Linked DNA regions of Homo sapiens: region 1 is linked to region 2. Evidence: read pairs that join two places in POLR2A ChIA-PET (ENCODE). Cell type or tissue: OCI-LY7. All regions are shown on one strand.

Region 1 (8,000 bases), 120 kb before region 2:
AGTGGCGCAATCTCAGCTCACTGCAACCTCCACCTCCCGGGTTCAAGTAATTCTCCTGCCTCAGCCTCCTGAGTAGCTGGGATTACAGGCACATACCACCACATCCAGCTAAGTTTTGTATTTTTAGTAGAGACGGGGTTTCACCATGTTGGCCAGGCTGGTCTCGAACTCCTGACCTCAGGTGATCTACCCGCCTTGGCCTCCCAAAGTGCTGGGATTACAGGTGTGAGCCACCGCACCCGGCCAAGACTCTGCACTTTTAAACCCTCACTATATGGTCCTGAGTAAGGACAATGGTAGGAATAAAGAGAAGGAGGAAGGTGAGGGTTCTAAGAGATATTCAAGGGAAAGAAATCAAACTTGGTGCCTGTTACAGGATGAGAAGTCAAAAGCTGACTCCAAGGTTTCTGACTCGGATGGCTGACAAATGGGCAATGCCAAGCCCAAGAAGTGGGACTTGAAAATGAGTTTGGTCTCAGACACGCTGAGACTGAAGTACGTACTGCACAAGCAGTGGGCATCAGGCAACGTCAGTCTAAAGTTCAGCAAACAGGTCATTTGCTCACGTGGGCATTCATTCAGTCACTCATTCAACTACTTCCTGAGGCCGGGCGCAGTGGCTCATGCCTGTCTGTAATCCCAGCAATCTGGGAGCCAAAGGCGGCCAGATCACTTGCAGTCAGGACTTCGAGACCAGCCTGGCCAAATGGTGAAACCCCATCTCTACTAAAAATACAAAAATTACCCAGACGTGCTTGCTTGAACCCAGGAGGTGGAGGTTGCAGTGAGCCAAGATTGTGCCACTGCACTCTAGCCTGGGCGACTGAGTGAGACTCTGACTTTAAAAAAAAAAAAAAAAAAAAAAAAAAAAAAAAACTTCCTGAGCTCCAGCTATGGACAGGTGTGGTGCTGGGGATACACGGACAAATACAAGGTTGCTCCATCAAAGACCTCAGCGTCTGATAGGGGAGAGAGATGCATCAGTAAATAACTGCGATAGAGCGTGGTGAGTGAGTCAGGACTACAGGCATGGGCATCATCCCCACAGATGGGGTACTTAAGGCTGAGGGGAGGGGGTAAGTTCCTTCAGGGAAAAAGGACATTGTGAAATGCCCATGTGTAAGCAGTGGACAGAGGGAGAGAATTTAGCCATAGGAGATGAGGAAGAAGAGTCAGAGAAACAGAGAGACTGTGATGTCAAGGAAGCCAAAGGGAGTTTTTGTTTTTTTCTTAAGACATGGTCAGAAGCATTAAATATAACAGTATGTGGTTATGTTTAAAAATACATACATTGGCCGGGTGCGGTGGCTCACACTTGTAATCCCAGCATTTTGGGAGGCTAAGGTGGCAGAATCGCTTGAGGCCAGGAGTTCTGAGACCAGCCTGGGCAACAAAGCAAGCCCAGGAGTTCAGAGGCCGCAGTGAGCTATGATCTCACCACTGTACTCCAGCCTGGGTGACAGGGCGAGACCCTGTCTCTAAAAAAATACACACACACACACACACACACACACACACACGCACACCCAAATCTATTTGAGCACGTATGGGTAATGTCTGGGGGGAGTGTGTTGGGAGACACTGATGAAACAAGTCTGGCAAAATGCTGATAATCACTGATGCAGGTGACAGGTACAAAGGAGTCCCACCACTTTTGCATATGGTCTGTGTGTGTGGGTTATGTATCATATATTGCAGAGGTTGAGGGGAGTGAGGTGGGGACCAGCACCTGTATCCCCAGCTCCTGACACAGTGCCGGGCACACTGGAGGTGCATGGTACACCATGGTAAGTGATGCGCAGATGCCCTCGGGGATGGAAACCAGGCAGTCTCTGGAGACAGAAGACTCAGTGGACTTGTGGGGCTGAGAAGTATTCGGGAAATAAGAAAATGGAATCCACAAGGAAAGGCTTACACATAAACTGCGCCCAGGCCAATAGCCAAGCACGTGTCTTTTTCCCAGGATGTAACCCAGCTTGGAGGCCATACAGCACCATTCTGTTTTCCTACAGGAGAAAGACTGGATTGCTCCAAGGTAAAAGCTGAACTTTCCCACTCCCACACTCCAGTTTCAAATTCCCACTAAGTTCCCTGTGTTTTCCTTCTCTCATTATCCTGCAAAGGCCGCTGGGCAAAGCAAAGCTGGGCCCCTTTCAAAGGCATATCAGAGCACACCCCACTACCATCAGATAAACAAGCCACCTCTTTCTTGCTTTTCTCCTCTCCTGTGGAACAAGGTTGCATTTAAAAGGAGAAACAGTCCCGGGTTTTGTCTCCGAACAGAGCGAGGTCCCAGGGGCAAGGACTTGGGGTAACACACAGTGGCTGATTCCACGGGATTGGTCACCACTGACAGCGAAGAAGGTGTGGAGGGACACAGGAGACAAAGCCCAAGCCCAAGCCAGACAGCAGAGAGAAAAAGGGTGGCTGTGTCGCCCTGGGTCCCATGGCCCGGAGAGAGCCAGGGAGCTATCAGATTCTGCTCAACCACACTGCGTATCCTCTATCTTTCTCTAGATTTTCCATGGTACTGACTTCTCTGCCGATGCCCCATAAATAACAATGGCCACCAAAGACAGCCTAGACTTCCCTTCCTTCCCTGGTATTGCAGGTCTCGAGGCTCAGCCCAATAAATGGAGACGAGTGGGCTGTCCCAGAACACAGCACCATAGTAAACCCAGCTGCAGGAAGGTGGCCAGCCAGTCAAACCACAGGGCTGTGTTCTTAGGTCTTTAGCTATCCCTAGAAACACTTTACTGTCGCTTTCACGATGTAAGTTAATTTTACCTGCAGGTAGCAATTTCTGTATAAAAAGGAAGTCTCAAAAAGGAAAAAACAAAAAGGTCTACAGCGTTTTAGCCACACGTATCATTTTTAAGGGCAAGGGCCTTCTCTTTGTCTTACTCACCTCTGTGTCCCTGCTGCCCGGACACAGGTCAATCCTAGCTCAGTAAACATGAGCACAAAATAGGATGAATTATCCTGTGCTAACGATGATTTTCCCACCTCTCCATGGGACAGTGATGTCTCCCTCTTCTGCCTACTTGCAAAGCATCCTGTTTGGCCAGGCGCGGTGGCTCACACCTGTAATCCCAGCACTTTGGGAGGCTGAGACAGGCAGATGACTTGAGGCCAGGAGTTTGAGACCAGCCTGGCCAACATGGTGAAACATTGTCTCTACCAAAAATACAAAAATTAGCCGGGTATGGTGGTGTGCACCTGTAATCCCAGCTACTTGGGAGGCTGAGGCAGGAGAATCACTTCAACCCGGGAGGTAGGGGTTGCACCCACTGCACTCCAGCCTGGGCAACACAGCGAGACTCCGTCTCAAAAAAGAAAAAGAAAAAAAAGAAAAGCATCGCATCCTGTTTGTGTTTCATATCTAGCAGGGACTGATGCAGAACTCAGGACAGCTGGCTGAACACTGGGCCTAGAAGTGTCCCAGGTGAGGACTTCTTATGACCTTCCAGAGCACACTTTTAGATGGGATGCAATGAGCCTGGCAGGGGTGAGTGGGGCCTGGGCGGTCATGATACCCTTGTCCTCAGAGGATGGACCATGGGTGATCCCTCTACTCCTAAAGCCAAGCAGAAAGACAGAATGGATCTGCCACTCATCCATCCAGCCACTTGTTTGAGTGTCTCGACAAGTGATGTCTCCATCTTCTGCCCACTTGAAAAGCATCCTGTTTGTGTTGTGGCAGATCCATTCTGTCTGTTTGGCTATCTATTCATTCAATACATATTTATTTAGTGCACACTTACATTTGCCTTGACAATGTCCCACATGGTAGGGACACAGTGGTGAACAAAATAGATTCTCTCTCTGCTCTCGTGACCCTCGAGAGGGAGAGCCAAGGATGGTTGGAGTTAAAAGGAGAAGTAGAGGTGATGGACATGCTCCTAACCTAGGCTGGAGGTGTCAGGTGCGACGGCCCTACAAATAGTGAAGCATAAACTGCCATCTGAAGAATGAGGAGGAGGTAGGTGGCGAGCTGAGGCGAAAGGGGCAGAGGCAAGGGCCCCGTGTGAAGTCCCTCAGGAGGCAGGAATGAGCATGGAGCAGAGAGGCAGCTGGCATGCGCCCGGAGCACAGAGAGGAGAAAACAGATCCTGCAGGGCCTTGGGGACTTGCAGGTTTGATCCTGAGGGCAAGGGACACTGATCAAGATGTCAAGCAGGATGTTCTTTGGCCCCTATGTGAAGAATAGATGGGAGTGAGTGGGGGGATGCAGGGAAACCCGCCAGGAGCTGTTGCTCGAACTTGGCATCAGCACCTGGGCCACTCTAGTTCTCCACTGGTGCTCCAGGAGCTAGAGCACCTGGTCATGCTCTTACAAAGGGACAATGAGGCTGCTTCAGGAGAAGCTGTGGGACCTCAGGGCTTCCTGAGATGAAAAGCTCCTACTCAGGCCTTTCCGGGCCTGTCTGTGGTAGAGAGCAGAAAGGCAGCCTGTTTACCTTCCACATCCGGCCCCAGAGGCCCTGCCCGGGTGGGAGGTTTCCCAGAGGGAAGGACACATGTGGTGTTCTGCAGGATGCAAAAGACCTCTGTAAGCCTCCTCCCGTGCACTCTGAGGCCCCCTGGCCTCCCTCAGCCACGTCTCCAGCCCAGTCGCAGGACACTGCTATACAACACACTCGTCTCTACTGGCTCATATTCCTTATCCAGCAATACCAAGAGTCAGCCCCTAAACCACAAAGGTTCCATCCACCACTCTGTGTCTGAGATAATCGGGGATGAGTAAGAGATTGCTGCTTCTTTCCAGGAATCTTACTTCCAGGACCCCTTAAATGCTCAATGCTTACTTATCTAGCAGTTGGCTTTCTGGAACTCAGGATAAATTTTCAAAGAACCGCTGGCTTCAAATGCAGACACCATAAGACATCTCTATGGCATTAGTTCTTTGGCTGAAGTTTCCTAGTTGAATAAAGATTCCCAGATGCCTCGTCCCTCAACTAATAACTCCCATATGGGACTCCAGATCCCACAGAACAAGACCCTATAAAGGCTCCATCCCGCTGCATCCTGACAGCCCTGTGGTAGTCAGATTATTGGCCCCATTTTGTAAAAGAGAAAATGGAGACTTCCTTGCCCAAGGTCCCACAGTAAGTAGCAGGGCCAGGCTGAGAATCTGAGTCCATGGCTTCACAGCTTACGTTTGGGAGAAGCCAAGTCTACAGCCTTCCAACACAGGCGAGAGCTGCGGGCAGCCTCTCAGCACCCAACAACACACTGGGGCCCTCTGCTTGGCCTGGCTGGGTATGGCAGGAGCCCCAGGAACCTCCGTACCCAGGCCTTGTGCTCTATGAGGCCTCTCAGTTGGGTAAGGAGAAGCTGGGCCCACCCAGCTGACCTTTCATCAGGAAACCTTGTGGTAGAGGCTGAAACCTCTGCTCAGCACCTCACCAGCCAAAGTGCACATGATAGCAACATGGACTTGAGCCTGATAGGTGGAGGCTTCCACAGCCAGCGATCAAGAACGCGGCTCAAGATGTTCACAAAGATCCTCCCTCTTGAAAGAAATTTCTGGGCTTATTAAAAAGCAACAAAGTCACCAGGGGCAGCGGCTCACGCCTGTAATCCTAACACTTTGGGAGACCAAGGTGGAGGATCACTTGAGCCCAGGAGCTCAAGACCAGCCTGGGCAACATGGTGAGACCTCACCTCTACAAAAAAAATCAAAAAATAAGGCAGGAGAATCACTTGAGCCCAGGAGGTTAAGGCTGCAATGAGCCATGATTGTACCACTGTGATCCCACTTGGGTGACAGAGCAAGACCCTGCCTCAAAAATGCAACAAAACCAAGAAAGCAACACCCAAGCCAGGTTGGCTGTACTCTCCCATATGCTTTCCAGGCCAGGATTAATTCTTCGGCTGGTTTCAGACCTCCGATTTCAAAAATATCTAGTTTGTGCTTGTCTACAAAGGAATGTGCCTGGGCATCTCCCACCAGCAACACAGAAAACAACTCCTACTGCTATCACCTGTTCTTTGAGATCAAGCCATATATAGGCAGACTGAGCCCAGAGGTTTGGCCACAGAGCTAATTCAACTCTCCAACTCCACACGGCTGTTTAGACAGCTTCCCCCAGATACGTCATTCAGCCACATGCTTGTCTCCAATCTCAGATGCCTGGATGAAGGTGAAACACCCAAGGACTCGTACAACTCTGGGCTACTGAATCAGCGATATCACGAGTTCTCTCCTTTCGCCATACCCTATTCTCCAAGACCTGAATGGTAGGCACACTGATGTCACCATATGCCTGAATTCCAAGAGGCACTGTGGGCCCTGAGTCTTAATACCAGGGACACGAAGTCAGAGGTAAAGAGAATCGATACTCGGCCCTAATGTTAGAGAAATAACCTAAAAAGGGAAGAGTCTGGTTGGATTCTCAGTTCTGTCTTTTACTGACTGAGGGGCCTGGGGCAAGTCACGTCACCTCTCTGAACTTTAGTTCTCTCATCTGTAAGGGTAGGGATAAAAATGCTGGGACTGACGTAAAGTGAAGCTGAAGAAAGAGACGGAATGGTGCTATCTGCTTTAATGAGCTGTGTTAGGGATCTGTCCCAGCATCGAAACAGATATGCTCCACGGCATTCCACTCGGCTGGGAAGTTCTTTTTTCACTGTTGTACACCCAGTACCTAAAACAGTGACTAGCACGCAATAAATATTTGTAGAATCAAAGCTCTCATTGCAGCTAGAATAAAATCCAAGATCCTCGCTACCGGCACATTCTGGCTGCTGTCACCCCTCTGACTTCAACTCACACTGCTCTCCCCACTGTCTTGGTCTCATTTTATTTCTCTCTTCCCACAACCCTGGGTCCTCCTGCCTAGAACAGTGTTCCCTTCTCTGAGGTTGGCTCTAACTCTCCCTCCAGGCCTCACTTCACTGTCATCATCTTGGAAAGTCTCCCCTGACAGCTCCCACACAATCTATTGCAAGTCCCCCACTGTCCCCTCTTAAAGGACTCTGGTCTTTTCCTTCATAAAAATAATCACACCGGGCGCAGTGGCTCACGCCTGTAATCCCAGCACTTTGGGAGGCCGAGGCGGGTAGATCACAAGGTCAGGAGTTCAAGACCAGCCTGGCCAAGATGGTGAAATCCCATCTCTACTAAAAATACAAAAATTAGCCGGACGTGGTGGCAGGCACCTGTAATCCCAGCTACTCAGGAGGCTGAGGCAGAGAATTGCTTGAACCTGGGAGGCAGAGGTTGCAGTGAGCTGAGATCACGCTACTGCACTCCAGCCTGGGTGATAGAGACTCCATCACAAAAAAAAAAAAAAAAAAAATTATACATATATAAATATATATATATAAAAATATATATAAATATATAAATATATATAAGTATATATAAATATATAAATATATAAATATATATAATATATATAAATATATAAATATATATAATATATATAAATATATAAATATATATAAATATATATGAATATATATAAATATAAATGAATATATATGAATATATATAAATATATATGAATATATATAAATATATATAAGTATATATAAATATATATAAGTATATATGAATATATATAAATATATATTCATATATATAAATATATATGAATATATATATAAATATATATAAATATATATGAATATATATATATAAAAAATAAAACCACAATTTGGAACACTCTATGTATGTCTTGGGTTTTCATTGTTGGTATTTTTTAATGCCTATTGTCCCCGACTAGGCTGTGTGCTCCATGAGGACAAGAAGAAGGACTATTCTGTTCACATCTCATTACTCAGCACCTTGTTTACGGCACATAGTGGGTATAAATAAATGCTCAATAAATGATGAATAGGCCGGGTGTGGTGGCTCATGCCTGTAATCCTAGCACTTTGGGAGGCTGAGGTGGGGGGATCACCTGAGGTCAGGGGCTTGAGACCAGCCTGGCCAACATGATAAAACCCTGTCTCTATTAAAAACACAAAAACTGGCCAGGCATGGTGGTGCA
Region 2 (8,000 bases):
CTCAGGAGGCTGAGACAGGAAAACCGCTTGAACCCAGGAGGTGGAGGTTGAGTGAGCTGAGATCGTGCCATTGCACTCCAGCCTGGTCAACAAGAGCGAAACTCTGTCTCAAACAACAACAACACCGTAGTGTTACCTATTATTATACTGCCCCACAGGTGCTCCAAGGCCACATGGGCATACGTGGATGCCTGAGAAGCAGGGGAAAGTGGAATGGGAAGGGGTGAGCAGAAGGAAGCGGGTGTTTGGAGGAATAGCACTAAGGCAAAGAGTGTTTGTATGGGGAGCACGCAGGGTCAGAGGAAGAGAGGAGGGCAGAGCTCCCCCAGCACGTGCAAAGAATGAGTGGGAAGGGCCGTGGTGAACAGGGGCTTCCTGCAGAGGCAGGGATGTGTGGACATCCTGGGTGCCAGGATGCTGCAACCACTTGTGTGCCAGATGGGGGTGTGTATGCAGTGGGGCCCCGAGGGGCACAGATGAGTGTGCAAGATCTCAAGGGTTCCTGCGGAGTATGTGAGGAGACACCGGGGGCCAGGGAGGGATCAGGAGTAAGGAGGGCGTGGCGGCATGGGAAGATGCCAAAAGTGTGCAACCACGAGAGGCTCAGTGTGCACGGTGGACGTGGGCACACGGGGCAGGTGTGCAAGGGCCTGGGACTCTGTGGGGGGACAGGAGGAGTATGAGTGTGAGAGGGGCCTGCAGTTATGCAGTGTGCGTGAGGCAGGCATGAATGTGGGAAGGGGAGCCAAGGGTTTGTGTACTGGCTCCCAGAACATGAGGACAGGGCTCTGTGTGGGACATGAGCCCGCGTGCATGAGCTGGTGTCCCCTGAGGAGACATATGAAGGGCCCACTCATGAAGGAGGTGACGGGTGCGCAAACCTCCCGGGCTATGTGTGTGAGACAAGAAGGGGTGTGCAAGTACCTGGCGGCATCTGAGGAACAACAAGCAAGTGTGTGTGCAAGAGAATGAGGTGAGGGTGTGTCAGGGGCGTGTGGGGAGTGTGAGGGAATGGGGAGGGGAACCATATGTCAGCCAGGTGTGCCAGCTCTGCTGGGGACATGCCGGGACCACGTGAGTGTACCCTTGGGGCAAGCGAGTGTGTGAGGGATGTTCAAGCATTTGTGGGCTGGGCATAGGAGGAGCTGAGATAGGGCATGTCAGATTAGAGAGTAGGTCTGAGGGCTCTTCTGGGTGAGCCTGAGACCGTGGCCCAAGTGTGCATGGGTGAGCATGGTTGTGCCAGGGCTACAGTGAGGGCAAGTGGACAGTGAACAAATGAAGCATGCCAGGGTTCTGAGAGGGCTCATTGGCATCCTCAGGGTGTGTGTGCAAGAGGTGTGCACCCACGTGTGGGCCCAGAATAAGTTGGGGTACACATATGCTAGGACTTCAGAAGGCATCTGGGGGCAAACGTGATGACTGGTGAAGGGTGGGTCAGCATGCCAGGGCACCCCAGAGCCCCCAAGGCGAGCGTGTACAAGAGTGAGCATGAGCGGGCCAGGACCAAGAGACGGCACGCCGGGGGCTACTGGGAAGGTGAGCAAGGGGTGTGTCGCCATGCAGGTTCGAGGAGGTGAGAGTGTGGGTAGGGCTGCATCAGGGCTATAAGGGCCTGCCAGAGCTCCCAGGGTGTGGGTGTAAGGGGAAAGCATGGCGTGTGAGCAGCCACAGTCAGGACACACTGACCCTGCTTCATGCCCAAGGGGTGTGCATCCTTGTGTGGGCCAGGTCCGCAAGAAGTGGCCAGGGGCGAGCCAGGGATGTGCAAGGGCGCAGCTGGACGAAATGTGTACAAAAGGGTGGGCGTGGGCTTGCCGGAGCAGGGCAGATATGCGAGGCACGCACAGCCCCCGTGGGGTCTGAGGGTGCAGGAAGTGAGCACCCGCATGCCCGAAGCCCCAGGAGGCGAGCTTGCACGCGCGCGGGTTCCCTGACCTGGGGCATCTCCCACTGGGCGCGGTTGGTCTCTGAGATCTCGAAGTAGATGCGCTCGATGCGGCGTGACGCGCCCATGATCTCGATGCGGCCCAGGTAGGGGCGGAAGTACTCAAGGATGCTCTCGGCCAGCTCCAGGAAGTTGTGCAGGCGAGGGTCATGCGGCACATGCTCCGACAGGTTGGTCAGCAGCACCGCCACGTTGAAGCCGATGTCGCGTGCTGGCTCCTGGAAGCGGTTGGCGAACTCTTCGCAGTTGATCATTTCGTTCTCATCCGCTTCGGAGCACGAAAGCAGGAACTGGATTTCTGGACCGCTGAACTGCTTCTGGCTGTCCATGGCCTGGGGGCGGGCAGGGAGGTCAGTGGGGTGACCTGGAGAGCCTCAATTCTCTCTCTTTTTTTTTTTTTTTTTAAGACAAGGTCTCGCTGTGTCGCCCAGGCTGGAGTGCAGTGGCGCAATCACAGCTCAACCCAGCCTCAAGACATCCCCTCTCGTCCCCATCCCCACCCCCGGGCTCAAGTACCCAGCATCCAGAGCAGCTGGGACTACAGGCACACACCGCTACACCTGGCTAATTTTAATTTTAATTTTTTTTTGTAGAGATAAGGTCTCCCTATGTTGCCAAGGCTGGTCTCAAACTCCTGGGCTCAAGGGATCCTCCCACCTCAGCTGAAACTTGCTTTTTTTTCTTTTTCTTTCTCTTTTTTTTTTTTTTTTTTTTTGAGACGGAGTTTCGCTCTTGTCGCCCAGGCTGGAGTGCAGTGGCATGATCTCAGCTCACTGCAACCTCCACCTCCCAGGGTCAAGTGATTCTCCTGCCTCAGCCTCCTGAGCAGCTGGGATTACAGGTGCCCGCCACCACACCTGGCTAATTTTTTGTATTTTTAGTGAGATAGGGTTTCATCATGTTGGCCAGGCTGGTCTCGAACTCCTGTCCTCAGGTGATCCACCCGCCTCGGCCTCCCAAAGTGCAGGGGTGACAGGTGTGTGCCACCGCGCCCAGCCATAACACTCTTTATCTGTTATCCTGCTAATGGAAATGTAGGTTGCTTCCAGATTTGTATTTTGTTTTTGTTTTTTTTTTCTGAGACAGGGTCTCACTCTTTCACCCAGGCTGGAGTGGTGCAGTGGCACGATCTCAGCTCATTGCAGCCTCCACCTCCCAGGGTCAAATGAGTCTCGTGCTTCAGCCTCCTGAGTAGCTAGGACTACAGGTGCATGCCACTGTGCCTGGTGAATTTTTGTATTTTTTTGTAGACGGGGTTTTGCCATGTTGCCCAGGCTTGTCCCAAACTCCTGAACTCAGGTGATTTGCCCTCCTCCGCCTCCCAAAGTGTTGGGATTACAAGCATAAATCACCAAGTTCACCCACAGATTTCTTTCAGACAACACTTTTCTTGAACATTCTTGTGCTGATTGCCCATGCATTTTTGCAAGAGGTTCTCTAGAGCAGCATAAAATGTTCTTGACCGCACTCACTCAACCATAAGAATACATTTTACAATGTGACTCAAAAAAAAAAAAAAAGGTTTCATGACATAATTCTGACCTTTGCTGTGTAGCACACTCTGCAGTGTTCTATTTTATTTCTAAAGATGCTGGTCACGAGTTACGCATTGCTAAATTAATTTCATTACCTCCAGACGGGTAGCAACATGCAGTGTGAGAAATGTTGCTCTGGGGTATGAACAGAAGCAAAATTTTCTGGCTCTCAAAAGTGCTTTGTAAAAACCCCAGAACTTTGCAAAATGCTTTCTAAATGAGTAACATGCTTTGCAAATCATGAAGGGCTCTAGAAACCACAGAGCATGGAGACATAATCACACCGGAACCCCTCACCTTCTGCCCTCACCTCGTCTGCTTGCCTACCCCTCTATCATGAGCAGTGTGACACTGTCTGTCTCAAAAATCCACCTCTGGCCAGGTGTGGTGGCTCATGCCTGTAATCCCAGGACTTTGGGAGGCCGAGGCGGGTGGATCACCTGAGGTCAGGAGTTCGAGACCAGCCTGGACAACATGGTGAAACCCCGTCTCTACTAAAAATACAAAAATTAGTTAGGCATGATGGTGCGTGCCTGTAATCCCAGCTACTTGAGAGGCTGAAGCAGGAGAATGGCTTGAACCTGGGAGGCGGATGTTGCAGTGAGCCAAGATTGTGCCATTGCACCTAGCCTGGGCAATAAGAGCGAGACCCTGTCTCAAAAAAAAAAAAAAAAAAAAAAAGAAGCCCACCTCTCCACAGGCGCCTGGGACACTATCACCTCCATTCACTCCTAGACTTTGCTCTTGTGATTTGCTGATCTCTCTGTGTCATCATTCATTGCCCATCCCTTTATTTATTTATTTACTTACTTACTTATTGAGACGGAGTCTTGCTCTGTCTTGCCCAGGCTAGAGTGCAGTGGCACGATCTTGGCTCACTGCAGCCTCCGCCTCCTGGGTTCAAGTGATTCTCCTGTCTCAGCCTCCTGAGTAGCTGGGACTACAGGCGTGTGCCACCACACTGGCTAATTCTGTATTTTTAGTAGAGACAGGGTTTCGCCATGTTGGCCAGGCTGGCCTTGAACTCCTGACCTCAGGTGATCTGCCTGCCTGGGCCTCCCAAAGTGCTAGGATTACAGGTGTGAGCCACCACACCTGGACTATTTTTTTAAAAAATTATTTTTATTTTTTGAGACAGAGTCTTGCTCTGTCACCCAGGCTGGAGTGCAGTGGCGTGATCTTGGCTCACTGAAACCTCTGCCTCCAGGGTTCAAGCGATTCTCCTGCCTCAGTCTTCTGAGTAGCTGAGATTACAGGCATGTGCTACCACGCCAAGCTAATTTTTGTATTTTTAGTAGAGATGGGGTTTCGCCATGTTGGCCAGGCTGGTCTTGAACTCCTGATCTCAAGTGATCTGCCCGCCTTGGCCTCCCAAAGTGTTAGGATTACAGGCATGAGCCAGGCCTTTTTATTTTTCATTTTTGTGGGTACATAGTAGTTGTATTTATTTATGGGGTAGATGAACTATTTTGATATAGGCATGCAATACGTACTCACATCAGGGTTAATGCGTTATCCATTCCCTCTGGCATTTATCCTTTCTTTGTGTTACAGTCTACTTATAGTCTTTTAGTTGTTTTACTTTATTATTAATTTTTTGAGACAAAGTCTGTCTCTACTACCTAGGCTGGAGTGTAATGGAGTGATCATGGCTTGCCATAGCCTCGACCTCCTGGGCTCAAGTGATCCTCCCGTCTTAGCCTTCCAAGTTGGGACCACAGGCATGCACCACCATACCCAGCTAATTTTTTAAACAGTTTTTTTGTAGAGACAAGGTCTCATTATGTTTTCTAGGCTGGTCTTGAACTCCTGGGCTCAAGCGATCCTCCCACCTCAGCCTCCCAAAGTATCGAGATTACAGGCATGAGTCATCGTGCCTGGCTAGTATTTTATTTTATTTTATATTTTATTGTATTATTTTATTTTATTTTTGAGAGAGTCTCACTCTGTTGCCCATGCTGGAGTGCAGTGGTGCAATCTCGGCTCACTGCAACCTCCGCCTCCCGGGTTCAAGCGATTCTCCTGCCTCAGCCTCCCGAGTAGCTGGGAATACAGGCATGCACCACCATGCCTAGCTAATTTTTGTATTTTTATTTCTTTTTTTTGAGACAGAATTTCGCTCTTGTCACCCAGGCTGGAGTGCAATGACGCGATCTTGGCTCACAGCAACCTCCCCCTCCTGGGTTCAAGTGATTCTCTTGCCTCAGCCTCCCAAGTAGCTGGGACTTCAGGCATAGGCCACCATGCCTAGCTAATTTTTGTATTTTTTGTAGGGACAGGGTTTGGTTTCGCCATGTTGCCCAGGCTGCTCTCTGTCCCTCTTGTTCCCATTTTTCAGCCTTTCCATTTACTGTCCCCTTTGCCTGGGACACCACAGCCTCGCTGAGTCATATGGTATCTTTCAACTCTCAGCTTCGCTGTCCCCTCCTGCAGAAGGCCTTCCGCCACCAGCCGGTTTACAGGGCTTACCACACCCTGCTCACTCCCACACCCTTCAGACCACAGATTATAACCTGCAATTACTTCGTGTATTTCGTTATTTGCATCTGCCCCTTCCCACTGGACTATCAGCCCCCACAGTGGGCTCTCTGTTTTGTTCACTGCTGTACCTTCAGGACCAGGGCAGTGCCTGACACACAGTAGGTACTCATACTCATTTGTCAAGTGAAGGAAGCATCATGAAAACTAAGAGGCTGGGCGCCGTGGCTCATGCCTATAATCCCAGCACTTTGGGAGGCTGAGGCAGGAGAATCGCTTGAACCTGGGAGGCGGAGGTTGCAGTGAGCCGAGAGCATGCCACTGCACTCCAGCCTGGGTGACAGAATGAGACTCTGTCACAAAAAAAAAAAAAAAAAAAAGAAATGAGACTATCGCCATTTTGCAATCTCTAATGAATGAATATGTCTGAGTGTTGAGCAGAAACAGCTGCTGGCATCTGGAAAGGAGGTGCCTCCTGGTGGAGGTATACAGTAGCCCCACATAGGAAGGTTCTGGCTAAAAAACTCCTTACACCCAAATCTGAATCTGCTCGAACTTTGGCTGAGTCCCACTTTGGAGGAAACCCAGGGGACACAGGAACACATGAAATGACACCACAAGGACGCATTGGTCAGGTCCAGACTATGGGAAGCTCTACAACTAGGACAGCACTATCCACTGATAGACTTAGTGTGAAAAAAGAATGAAAAATGTCGAGCTAATCATTTTTTAGATTGATTATGGCCAGGCACAGTGGCTCTTGCCTGTAATCCCAGCACCTTGGGTGGCTGAGGAGGGTGGATTGCTTGAGCACAGGAGTTTGAGACCAGCCTGGGCAACATGGCAAGACCCCATCTCTATAAATAAATAAACAGGATTGATTCCATGTTGAAATAATATCCTGAGTGTACTAGATTATGTGTAGTGTTTCATTTTACTTTTTTTTTTTTTTAACAGAGTCTTGCTCAGTTGCCCAGGTTGAAGTACAGTGCCATGAACATGGCTCACTGCAGCATTAACCTCCAAGGTTCAAGAGATCCTCCTGCCTCAGCCTCCCCAGTAACTGGGACTACAGATATGCACTACTACACCTGGTTATTTTTTAAAGTTTTTATAGAGATAGGGTTTTGCTGTGTTACGCAGGCTGGCTCAAACTCCTGGCCTCAAGTGATCCTCCCGCCTTGGCCTCCCAAAGTGCTGGGATTACAGGCACGAGCCACCATGCCGGTCCTCTTTTTACTTTTTAAAAAACATGGCTATTAGAAAATTTAAAATTATGGTGACTCACGCCTGTAATCCCAGCACTTTCGGAGGGTGAGGAGGGCAGATCACTTTAGGCCAGGAGTTTGAGACTACCCTGGCCAACATGGCGAAACCTTGTCTCTACTAAAAATACAAAAATTAGCCAGGTGTGGTGGCGCATGCCTGTAATCCCAGCTACTCAGGAGGCTGAGGCAGGAGAATCACTTGAACCTGACAGGTGGAGGTTACAGTGAGCTGAGATTGCCCCACTGCACTCCAGCCTGGACAACAGAGTGAGACCCTGTCTCAAAAAAAAGAAGAAAATTTAAAAATATACATATTGCTCATATTGTATTTCTGTTGGACAGTAAAGATCTGCAGGACTGGATCTCCAGGAGATAAATTGCAAGGAAAAAGAAAAGATAATAGAGGGGAAGCAAGAGATGAAAGATGATTTTAAAAAGTATCAGCCAATTGCAATGGGTGGCCCTTGTTTGGATTCTGATTTAAAGAAGCTACAAAAAATCCTGATAGTTACATGAAAGTTATGAGATTTGGAAATTTGCACACTCACTAGATATTTGATGATTTAAAGGACTGTGACTTTTTTATTTGTACTGTTTTATTTTGGGTTAGGAGTGATGACATTGTGGTTTGTTAAATAAAAGGAACGTCTTTTAAGGCCACACACACATACACACACACGTGCGCACACACACATGCATTTTTTTTTTTTTTTTTTTGAGGCAGGGTCTCACTCTGTTGCTCAGGCTGGAGTGGAGTGCAGTGGTGTGTTC

Evidence for each region. Peaks named below come from ENCODE experiments on the same cell type or tissue, not always from the same donor. Only the 100,000 strongest peaks of a DNase experiment are listed, where the experiment ranks them.
Region 1: POLR2A ChIA-PET joins it to region 2 with 11 read pairs; 7 of 35 experiments call an interaction of 5 or more read pairs at or near these places.

The regions. Positions count from the first base shown.
Region 1 is chr19:38,673,089-38,681,088 of GRCh38, reverse strand. The region is part of intron 1 of ACTN4 (actinin alpha 4); the gene reads right to left. Among named protein-coding and RNA genes, the nearest start is that of ACTN4, 29 kb to the right of the region's middle. RefSeq lists enhancers at 2,641-2,700, 2,305-2,890, 3,307-3,466, 6,294-6,373, 6,404-6,473 and 1 more. In OCI-LY7, no CTCF peak of the experiment used is centred here; no DNase peak of the experiment used is centred here.
Region 2 is chr19:38,555,393-38,563,392 of GRCh38, reverse strand. It overlaps RYR1 (ryanodine receptor 1), which reads right to left. Exons shown (of 106, transcript NM_000540.3): 90 at 1,939-2,280. Among named protein-coding and RNA genes, the nearest start is that of MAP4K1-AS1, 37 kb to the left of the region's middle. RefSeq lists an enhancer at 5,912-6,101. In OCI-LY7, a CTCF peak has its summit at 6,444 (motif pointing left); DNase peaks (open chromatin) are centred at 3,752, 5,952 and 6,422; H3K27ac peaks cover 522 bases.